Linked DNA regions of Homo sapiens: region 2 is linked to region 1. A link is an interaction called in ENCODE POLR2A ChIA-PET data of the cell type or tissue named here. Cell type or tissue: Panc1. All regions are shown on one strand. Each heading gives the region's core, and the rest is flanking DNA. Links, peaks and the distances in the headings are about the cores only.

Evidence for each region. ChIA-PET counts read pairs that join two places held together with the same protein. Peaks named below come from ENCODE experiments on the same cell type or tissue, not always from the same donor. Only the 100,000 strongest peaks of a DNase experiment are listed, where the experiment ranks them.
Region 2: POLR2A ChIA-PET joins it to region 1 with 7 read pairs; 1 of 35 experiments calls an interaction of 5 or more read pairs at or near these places.

The regions. Positions count from the first base shown.
Region 1 is chr19:38,959,439-38,964,811 of GRCh38, reverse strand. All of the region lies in intron 1 of FBXO17 (F-box protein 17), which reads left to right. Among named protein-coding and RNA genes, the nearest start is that of FBXO17, 14 kb to the left of the region's middle. In Panc1, for the core only: no CTCF peak of the experiment used is centred there; a DNase peak (open chromatin) is centred at 2,481; H3K27ac peaks cover 342 bases.
Region 2 is chr19:40,163,060-40,168,432 of GRCh38, reverse strand. No RefSeq gene overlaps it. Among named protein-coding and RNA genes, the nearest start is that of MAP3K10, 26 kb to the left of the region's middle. In Panc1, for the core only: no CTCF peak of the experiment used is centred there; DNase peaks (open chromatin) are centred at 2,862, 4,542 and 4,752; H3K4me3 peaks cover 371 bases.

The DNA of each region.
Region 1 (5,373 bases), core at 164-5,163:
TCCCAGGGGCTGCATGCAATTTTTTTTTCTTTTCTTTTTTTCTTTGAAATGGGGTCTCACTCTGTCACCCAGGCTGGAGCACAGTGGTGTGATCATAGTTCACTGCAGCCTCCACCTCCTGAGCTCAAGCACTCCTCCCACCTCAGCCTCCCGAGTAGCTGGGACTACAGGCGCTTGCAACCATGTCTGGTTAATTTTATATTTTGTAGAGATGGAGGTCTTGCTATGTTGCCCAGGCTGGTCTGGAACTCCTGGCCTCAAGCAATCCCCCTGCCTCATTCTCCCAAAATGTTGGGATTACAGGCATAAGCCACCATGCCTGGCTAAAATAGTTAAAAATTAATAAGGGATGGGAGGCTGAGGCAGGAGAATCGCTTGAACCTGGGAGGCAGAGGTTGCAGTGAGCCGAGATCACGCCACTGCACTCCAGCCTGGGTGACAGGGTGAGACTCCGTCTCAAACAAACAAACAAAAATTAATAAGGGAGAATCGGGTAGAGGAAAGTATCCTGAAGGTATGAAAAGGAAACCATTCTGTGTAAACTTTTTATAAGATTGACAATACCAATACCAGGTGCTGGCAACTGCAATGCATATAGAATTTTTGGGAATGCAGATGGCACAATCATGCTGGAAAACTGCTGGGCATTTTCTTGTAACGTTAAATATACACCTGCCATGTGACTCAAAAATTCTACTCCTAAGTATCTACTCAAGAGCAATGAAAATGGCTGGACACGATGGCTCACTCTTACAATCCCAGCACTTTGGGAAGCCGAGGCAGGCAGATCACTTGAGGTCAGGTGTTTGAGACCAGCCTGGCCAACATGGTGAAACCCTGTCTCTACTAAAAATACAAAAATTAACTAGGTGTGGTGGCGCACACCTGTAATCCCAGCTACTTGGGAGGCTGAGGCAGGAGAACTGCTTGAACCCGGGAGGTGGATGTTGCAGTGAGCCGAGATTGCACCACTGCACTCCAGCCTTGGTGATAGAACAAGACTCTGTCTCCAAAAAAAAAAAGCAAAGAAAACATATGTCCACACAAACACTTGTACATGAATATTCATAGCAGCCTTATTCATAATACCCCTAAGCTGGAAACAACCCAAATGTCCATCATACTGAGTGGATAAACAGGTTGTAGATTATGTGTTCAGTGGACTATTACCCAGCAATAAAAAGGAATAGACTACTGATTGATACACAACAAGTGGATGGGCCAAGCGCGGTGGCTCATGCCTGTAATCCCAGCAATTTGGGAGGCCAAGCTGGGAAGATCGCTGAGCCCAGGAGTTCAAGGCTAGCCTGGGCAACATAGCAAGACCCTGTCTCAAAAAAAATTTAAAAATTAGCCAGGCATGGTGGGGTGCACCTGTGGTCCCAGCTACTTGGGAGGCTGAGATGGGAGGATTGCTTGAGCCTGGGAGGTCATGGCAGCAGTGAGCTATGATGGCGCCACTGCCCTCCAGCCTGGGCAACAGAGTGAGACCCTGCCTCAAAAAAAAAAAAAAAGTATGAGTGAATCACACGGACATTATGCTGAAGGAGAGGACAAATAACCCTAAGCCATGCCTACAACTCAAGGAATATTACAGGCATGAGCCACTGTGCCTGGCCCAGATGACTTCTTCACAAGGAGACACATACTGTGTGTATCAGTCAGGATCCAACCAGGAGACAAACCACACAGTAATTTAAACAGCGATTGTTTAATATACAGAATTGTTAACTATGATAGGGGATTTGAGTAAGAGGAACTGGTTACTAAGAAATAAAGAGAATGCTAACGAATGTAGAAATAGACTGGGCACAATGGCTCACACCTGTAATCCCAGCACTTTGGGAGGCAAGGCAGGTGGATCACGAGGTCAAGAGATCGAGACCATCCTGGCCAACATGGTGAAACCCCGTCCCTACTACAAAAAGTAGCTGGGCGTGGTGGCGTGTGCCTGTAGTCCCAGCTACTCAAGGAGGCTGAGGCAGGAGAATAGTTTGAACCCAGGAGGCAGAGGTTGCGGTGAGCCGAGATCTTGCCACTGCACTCCAGCCTGGGTGACAGAGAGAGACTCCATCTCAAAAAAAAAAGGAAAGAAAAAGAAAAAAGAAAGAAAGAAATAGCAGATACAAGGAGCAGCCACTCCTCCTAAGTCTAAGATAGCCCGAGAAAGATGAGAGCCCCAGGCTGAGACCCCGACCTTGCTGGAGTAGTCTTGGCCATGGCTCACCGAAGGACAAAGGCATCCCTATGGTGCGGCACCAGTAGAATGCGGCAGAAGTCCATTCAGTAAGATGGTGGGGAGAGCAGCTGACAGGGAAGTGTCTCAGCTGAGGTGGGTGCTGCTGACTGCCATATTTCAGGAGCCATGTGCCAGAGAAACTTCCTGACACTAAAGAAACCGCACGCATGTAGGAGTCAGAGGCTGGAGAAGCATGCTCGCTGCAGGAGTAGCTGCCCTGCAGGAGCCAAGTCTGGAAACTGGAAGCCAAACCCTTTCCTCCTACAACGTCTCTCCAGCGCCCTCTACTGAAAAAAACTTAGCATCATGTCAGTCAGCAAAGGAAGAAGATTTAAAGGGCCAAACTCCAATTATTATTTATTTTTTTTTATTTTTTTTTTTTGAGACGAAGTTTCGCTCTTCTTGTCCAGGCAGGAGGCAGGCGTAAGCCACCGTTCCCGGAGCTTTTTTTTTTTTTTTTTTTTTTAACAGCGTCCCTGGGTGGGCTAGAACCAAACTCCAGTTTCGCAGCTTAGAACAATGAGGTCGTAGGTTGATAGCCGACACTCTATATGATTCCATTTACGTGAAATTATAGAAAAGAAAAATTGAATTTATAGTAACAGAAAGAAGCCGGGCACGGTGGCTCACGCCTGTAATCCCAGCACTTTGGGAGGCCGACGCAGGCGGATCACTTGAGCTCAGGAGTTCAAGACCAGCCTGGCCAACATGGTGAAACCCTGTCTCTACTAAAAATACAGAAATTAGCCGGGTGTGGTGGTGCGCACCTGTAATCCCAGCTACTCCGGAGGCTGAAGTAGAAAAAATCTCTTGAACCCGGAAGGCGGAGGTTGCAGTGAGCCGAAATCGCGCCCCTGCACTCCAGCCTGGAGGACAGAGCAATACTACGTCTCAAAAACAAAACAAAACAAAACAGAATAGTAGTTGACTTTGGGTGGGAGTAGGGAGGTTGGCTGGGAAGGGATAAACCTTTTGGGGCAATAGAAATGTTCCATATCGGCTGGGAGCGGTGGCTCACACCTGTAATCGCAGCACTTTGGGAGGCCGAGTTGGGTGGATCACCTGAGGTCAGGAGTTTGAGACCAGCCTAGCTAACATGTGAAATCCCATCACTACTGAAAATATAAAAATTAGCTGGGTGTGGTGGCGCACGCTTGTAATCTCAGCTACTTGGGAAGCTGAGGCGGAAGGATTGCTTGAACTTGGGAGGAAGAGATTGCAGTGAGCTGAGATCATGCTACTGCACTCCAGCCTGGGTGACAGAGTAAGACGCCATCTCAAAAAAAAAAAGATTTAAAATCAATTGAAATAAAATTGCTACATTTTAAACAGATACAATTAATAAAACTTAACTAATAAAGTAAAAATAATACTTTATAAAATGAACACAGTTAATTGAGGCTGCTGCTGTGTTAGTAAAACCCGTTCAATACAATGAACCTTGAAGATGAAAGTATATTATCTGGGCCATGCGCAGTGGCTCACGCCTGTAATCCCAACACTTTAGGAGGCCAAGGCGGGAGGATCACTTGAGGTCAGGAGTTCGAGACCAGACTGGCCAACACAGTGAAACCCCGTCTCTACTAAAAATACAAAAAATCAGCCTGGCGTGGTGGTGCGCACCTGTGATCCCAGTTACTCAGAAGGCTGAGGCAGGAGAATTGCTTGAACTTGGGAGGCGGAGGTTGCAGTGAGCGGAGATCATGCCGTTGCACTCCAGCCTGGGCGACAGAGCAAGACTCCATATCAAAAAAAAAAAAAAAGTGGCCGGGTGCAGGGGCTCATGCCTGTAGTCCCAGCACTTTGGGAGGCCGAGGCAGGTGGTTCACCTGAGGTCAGGAGTTCAAGACCAGCCTGGCCAACATGTGAAACCCTGTCTTCACTAAAAATACAAAAATTAGCCGGTGTGGGTGGCACGCACCTGTAATCCCAGCTACTCGAGAGGCTGAGGCAGGAGAATCCCTTGAATCTGGGAGGCGGAGGTTACAGTGAGCCGAGATCGTGCCACTGCACTCTAGCCTGGGGGACAGAGCGAGACTCTGTCTCAAAAAAAAGATATTATTTGGTTTGTTTCCGAAAGTAGCTGGACAGACCAGGTGAAAATAGAGAGAAATGTCTAAGGAGCGCCAGCTGTTCGGGTCTCCTCACTTCAGCTGCTAGACTAGGATGGAAGAAGCCTCAGATGACCCAGCCCCATCCACCATCTGACGGCAAAGGCACAAGTTCCCTAAGTGAGGACCGCATAGCTGATCCCAGTCCCCAGAGCCATAAAAAAAAAAAAGGAATAATGGCTTATTATAAATATACTCTGGCAAAATTATACTCTGGACAGACCAAAAACAAACTGGTATCATGATTCACAGAGGTATTTTTTGTGCAGAATTTTCCAGTCAGTATAAAAAGGTCTCTGGCCTCAAAAAAACTATACAATTTGAGAATCTGCTGAGGAGATACTTATAAGCTAACTCTTAATCATTTTCACAGATTCTTCTATTTTAAAATAGTAACATCTTTTGTTTGATGGCTTTGAGGAAAGTTTTTGGACATCTTTTTGTTCCTTTCCATGGACTGCCATATCTGTTTTTCTTGTTTTCATCATTTTTAGCAAACGTTGAGGGTTTTGGGTATGTGTTCTGTTTTGGTAGTGGTGGTGGTGTTTTTTATTTGTTTGTTTTTGGAGACAGAGTCTCACTCTGTCACCCAGGCTGGAATGCAGTAGTGCAATCATAGCTCACTGTACCCTTGAACTCCTGGCCACAAGCAATCCTCTCACCTCAGCCTCCCGAGTATGTGGTACTACAAGTGTACACCACCAGGTCCAGCTAATTTTTTAATGTTTACTTTTTTAGAGATGGGGTTTCACTGTGTTGCCCAGGCTGGTCTCGAACCCCCGGGTTCAAGCGATCCTCCCACCTCAGCCTCCCAAAGTGCTGGGATGACATGCATAAGCCATGGTACCCAGCTCATTTTTAGCAAACCTTTTATAGAAAGTGCACAAATTGCACAGCCTAATGAATCCCAGCACTTTGGGAGGCCAAGGTGGGCTGATCACAAGGTCAAGAGTTCGAGACCAGCCTGGCCAACATGGTGAAATCCCGTCTCTACTAAAAAAAAAAAAATACAAAAATTAGCTA
Region 2 (5,373 bases), core at 263-5,262, 1.2 Mb before region 1:
TTTATTTTTATTGAGACAGGGTCTCACTTTGTCACCCAGGCTAGAGTGTGCTGGTATGATCACGGCTCACTGTAGCCTCAATCTTCTGGGTTCAGGTGATCTTCCTGCCTCAGCCTCCCCAGTAGCTGGGACCACAGGCTCATGCCACCATGGCTGGCTAATTTAATTTTTTTTTTTTTTTTTTTTTTTTGAGAGTGGAGTCTTGCTCTGTCGTCAGGCTGGAGTGCAGTGGCGCAATCTCGGCCCACTGCAACTTCTGTCTCCCGGGTTTAAGCGATTCTCCTGCCTCAGCCTCCCAAGTAGCTGGGATGACAGGCATGCACCACCACGCCCAGCTAATTTTTTTTGTATTTGTAGTAGAGACGGGGTTTCACCATGTTGGCCATGATGGTCTCGGTCCCTCACCTCGTGATCTGCCTGCCTCGGCCTTCCAAAGTGTTAAAAAATGTTTTATTTGTAGAGATGGAGTCTTGCTATGTTGCCCAGGCTGGTCTCGAACTCCCAGCCTCAAGCAATCCTTCTGCTTTGGCCTCCGAAAGTGCTGGGATTACAGGCATACACTACCAGATCCAGCCAAATTTCTATTATTTATAAATTATCCAGTCAAAGGTATTTTGTTACAGCAACCCAAGTAGACTAATACATTCAGGAAGCTAATTTAATCATAATTCATAATTATTATCCATGACATCTATTACTCAATTATTAATCATCCATTAATATTAATTATCTAGTAATCATTAACCATTGCATCTATTAATCATGTGAACCTAAATAACAGAGCTTTTCTAAAAGAAAAAGGTATTTACTCAGGAACAGAGCATTGCAATAGGAATGCAGTTGTCACAGTAAACTCTGTGTATATTCCGGGAGGCAAAGGGAGACAAAGCTTTTTTTGTTTTGTTTTGTTTTGTTTTTTGAGACGGAGTTTTGCTCTTGTGGCCCAGGCTGGAGTCTGCAGTGGCGCGATCTCAGCTCACTGCAGCCCCTGCCTCCCACGTTCAAGCGATTCTCCTGCCTCAGCCTCCCGAGTAGCTGGGATTACAGGCATGCGCCACCACACCCGGCTAATTTTGTATTTTTAGTAGAGGCGGGGTTTCTCCATGTTGGTCAGGCTGGTCTTGAACTCCCAACCTCAGTGATCTGCCCGCCTTGGCCTCCCAAAGTGCTGGGATTACAGGCTTTAGCCACCACTCCCGGCCTGTCAAAGGTTTTTAAACAAAAAATGAGGAGCAGTACATAATTGTTTTGAGATAATTATTCTTGGCTACAAAGATCAGTAACGGGTATGATGCCAGTTTGAAGTTGGATAGGCAATTGCTGGGAAGATGTTCTTGCAGAAGTATTTTTGGTGTATGCAAGGTTGTGGGTTTTGCAGAGTTGGAGTCTTTTGTAATAGTTTTTGTGATCAGGCACCCAACCCTGAGAATCTTCTCTTCATGGCCTTCCCCATCTCTATCTGTCAGGGTTTTCTTTTTTAAAAATTTTTATAATTTTTTTTTTATAAACAGAGTCTTGCTCTGTCACCCAGGCTGGAGTGCAGGGGCCAGATCATAGCTCACTGCAGCCTTGAACTGAGACTACAGGTGTGTGCTACCACATCCAACTAATTTTCTTCATCTTCTTTTGGGGGGGAGGGGGACAGGGTCTTGCTATGTTGTCCAGGGTGTTCTTGAACTCCCGTGTCAGGGTTTATTTATTTATTTTTTTCAGTTCCATTCTTTTTTGAGACAGGGTCTTGCTCTGTCTCCCAAGCTGGAATGTGCAGCAGTATGATCTCAGCTCACTGCAGCCTCAACCTCCCAGGCTCAGGTGATTCTCCCACCTCAGCCTCCTGAGAAACTGGGATTACAGGCACGCACCACCACACTAGGCTAATTGTATTTTTAGTAGAGACAGGCTTTTACTATGTTGCCCAGGCTGGTCTCGAACTCCTGAACTCAATATGCCCTCCTCGGCATCCCAGAGTGTAGGGATTACAGGCTTGAGCCACCGTGCCAGGCCTGGTGACTCCATTTTGACTCTGACAACTTTCACAACCTTTACCATTTCTTTTCTCCAGGCTTCTTGTATGATAAACTCATTCTTTAATTGAAAAAAATATTTACTGAGAGGAGACAGCCCCTTCTCTGCAGTGCTGCCTGTTGCACTCTTGCAACGTATTTTCATGCCTTCTCTAATAAATGCCTTTCTTTTCTTTTTTCTTTTTTTGAGATAGAGTCTCCCTCCATCGCCCAGGCTGGAATGCAGTGGCGCGATCTCGGCTCACTACAGCCTCTGCCTCCTGGGTTCACGCGATTCTCCCTCCTCAGCCTCCAGAGAAGCTAGGATTACAGCCATGCACCACCACCCCTAGCTAATTTTTGTATTTTTAGTGGAGATGGGGTTTCACCATGTTGGCCAGGCTGGTCTTGAACACCTGACCTCAAGTGATCCACTGGCCTTGGCCTCCCAAAGTGCTGGGATTACAGGTATGAGCCACCATGCCCAGACCTAATAAATGCCTTTCTTTACCTAAAAAAAAAAAAAAAAAATTAAAAAAAATGGGAAAAAAAATTTACTGACTACAATTGCTTTGCCAGGTACTTAGCAGTGGAGGAGGCAGTGCTTGCCATCTTGCAGCTTGAAGTCTGGGTGTGCAGAGAGGCGCTGGGCAAACACACCCATGCTGCGTGTTTGGGAAGGGGCAGTAGAGGGCGCTGTGGGCACACGGGGACTGAGAACTACTGGGTGGGGAGGCCTCGGGGAGCAAGCTAAGACCCTAAGGATGAAAAGGAGTGGGAGGGAGAGAACCGTGTCATGAAACCCCTAAAGTAATTGAGTGCCAGCACAGGACGCTGAAGAAGCACAGAGAGTCCGAGGCTGAGACAGCAAGTAGAGACCTCCTGGAGGAACCTTCTAGAAAAAGTTAAGGGTTTTAGACTCTTCCTAAGGGAAAACGGGAAGCTATGGGGGATTTTAAGAGAGGAGTGACTTGACGTTCTGTGCTTGTTGGGTGGATCATGAATTAATTGTAGGAGCCAGACTTGGAAGGCTCCTGCAGCAGTAATTCAAGCCAGAGATGATGGTGGCTTGGGAGAGTGTGACTTCTGTGGGGACTGAGAAGTGACAGGCTTAGAACTTCCAGGATATTCCAAGAGGTCTGCTATGGGAGTAAGGAAGAGGGAGGAGTGAAGGATGACTCTCGGATTTCTTTTTTTTGTTTGTTTTCTTTTCTTTTTTTCTTTTCTTTTTTTTTTTTTTTTTTGAGACCAAGTCTTGCTCTGTCACCCAGGCTGGAGTACAATGGCGTGATCTCAGCTCACGGCAACCTCTGACTCCCGGGTTCAAGCAATTCTCCTGCCTCAGCCTCCCAAGCAGCTGGGACTACAGGTGCTCACCCACCATGCCCGGCGAATTTTTGTATTTTTAGTAGACACGGGGTTTCGCCATGTTGGCCAGACCGGTCTCGAACTCCTGACCTCAGGTGATCTGCCCACCTTGGCCTCCCAAAGTGCTGGGATTGCAGGCATGAGCCATTGCACGCAGCCGACTCTCAGATTTCCAAGTAGACCGTGGAGAGCAAGGGAGAAGAGGACCTGGCCCAGCGCGTTGGCTCACACCTGAAATCTCAGCACTTTGGGAGGCTTTGGTGGGGAGAGGGGATTGTTTGAGGCTGGGAGTTCAAGTTTGAGACCAGCCTGGGCAACATGCGAGACTTCATCCCTACAAAACATAAAAATTAGCCAGGTGTGGTGGCATGTGCCTTTAGTTCCAGCTACTCAGGAGGCCAAGGAGGGAGGATCACTTGAGCGCAGGAGATTGAGGCTGCAGTGAGCTATCATGGCACCACAACTCTACAGCTTGGACAACAGAGCAAGATCTTGTTTCTGGGGGGGAAAAAAAAAAAGGTGAGACCTAGTCTCTACAATAATAATAATAATAATAATTTATAAAGTTAGCCTGGTGTGGTGGTGCGCACCAGTAGTCCCAGCCACTTGTGGGGCTGAGATGGGAGAACTGCTTGAGCCCAGGAGTTCAAGCCTGCAGTGAGCCGTAATTACACCACTGCACTCCAGCCTGGGCAATCAAGCAAGACCTTGTCTCTAAGAAAAAAAAAAAAAAAAAAAGGCCGGGTGCGGTGACTCAGCCTGTAATCCCAGCATGCACTTTGGGAGGCTGAGGCAGGTGGATCACGAGGTCGGGAGTTCAAGACCAGCCTGGCCAACATGGTGAAACCCCGTCTCTACTAAAAATACAAAAATAAGCTGGGCATGGTGGTGTGCACCTATAGTCCCAGCTACTTGGAAGGCTGAGGCAGGAGAATCACTTGAACCCGGGAGGCGGAGGTTGAAGTGAACCAAGATCATGCCACTGCATTCCAGGGTGGCAACAGAGCAAGACTCTGTCAAAGAAAAAAAAAAAAAAAAAAAGAAAAAAAAAGCCCCAAAACAGATCTGTCTAGGAGGCTTGCTAAGGGGAAGTGGAAGCAGTACAGCTCAATAGCATAAACCTCAAAGGGACAGGGTTAAAAAACAACAAAGACTATGGATAGGCCAGGTGCAGTGGCTCACTTCTGTAATCCCAGCACTTTGGGTAGCTGAGGCAGGAGGATGGCTTGAGCACAGGAGTCTAAGAGTAGCCTGGGCAACATGGCAAAAACCCCATCTCTACAAACAACAATAACAACAAAACACTAGAAAAATTAGCCGGGTTTTGTGGTGCACACCTATAGTCCCAGCTACTCAGGAGGCTGAGGTGGGAGGATCGCTTGAGTCCAGAAGGCTGAGGCTGCAATGAACCAAGATTGTACCACTGCACTTCAGCCTGGACAATAGAACAAGACCCTGTCTCAAAAAAAAAAAATAGTATGGAGAAGAAATAGTGACAATATCTGGAAACAGTATTGTCATGCCAAGGTATGGCAGATTGCATTATTGGTCATGATATTTGCTGTCCCTTCAGGAAGGTCCCCAGTGACAGCAGCCTTGGCCATCTGAATGAACCTCGAATGAAACCAGACATTAAAGGATAAATGTTGTAGTGAGACCATATCTCTAAAAAATTTTTTAAAAATTAGCCGGGCTTGGTGGCATGGGCCTGTAATCCCGGCGACTCAGGTGGCTGAAGTGGGAGGATCGTTTGAGGCCTGAACTCTTGAGACCAGCCTGGGCAACATAGCAAGACCATCTCTCTCTCTCCCCCCTCCCCCCTCCCCCTCCCCCCTTCCCTCTCCCCTCTCCCCTCTCTCACACAGACACACACACACACACACACACACACACACACACACACACACACACACGACAAATGTATCCTTCCAGTTGTATAAAATGTTCAGAGAGGCAAATCCATAGAGATATAAAGTAGGTTATTGGTTGCCAGGGGCTGGGG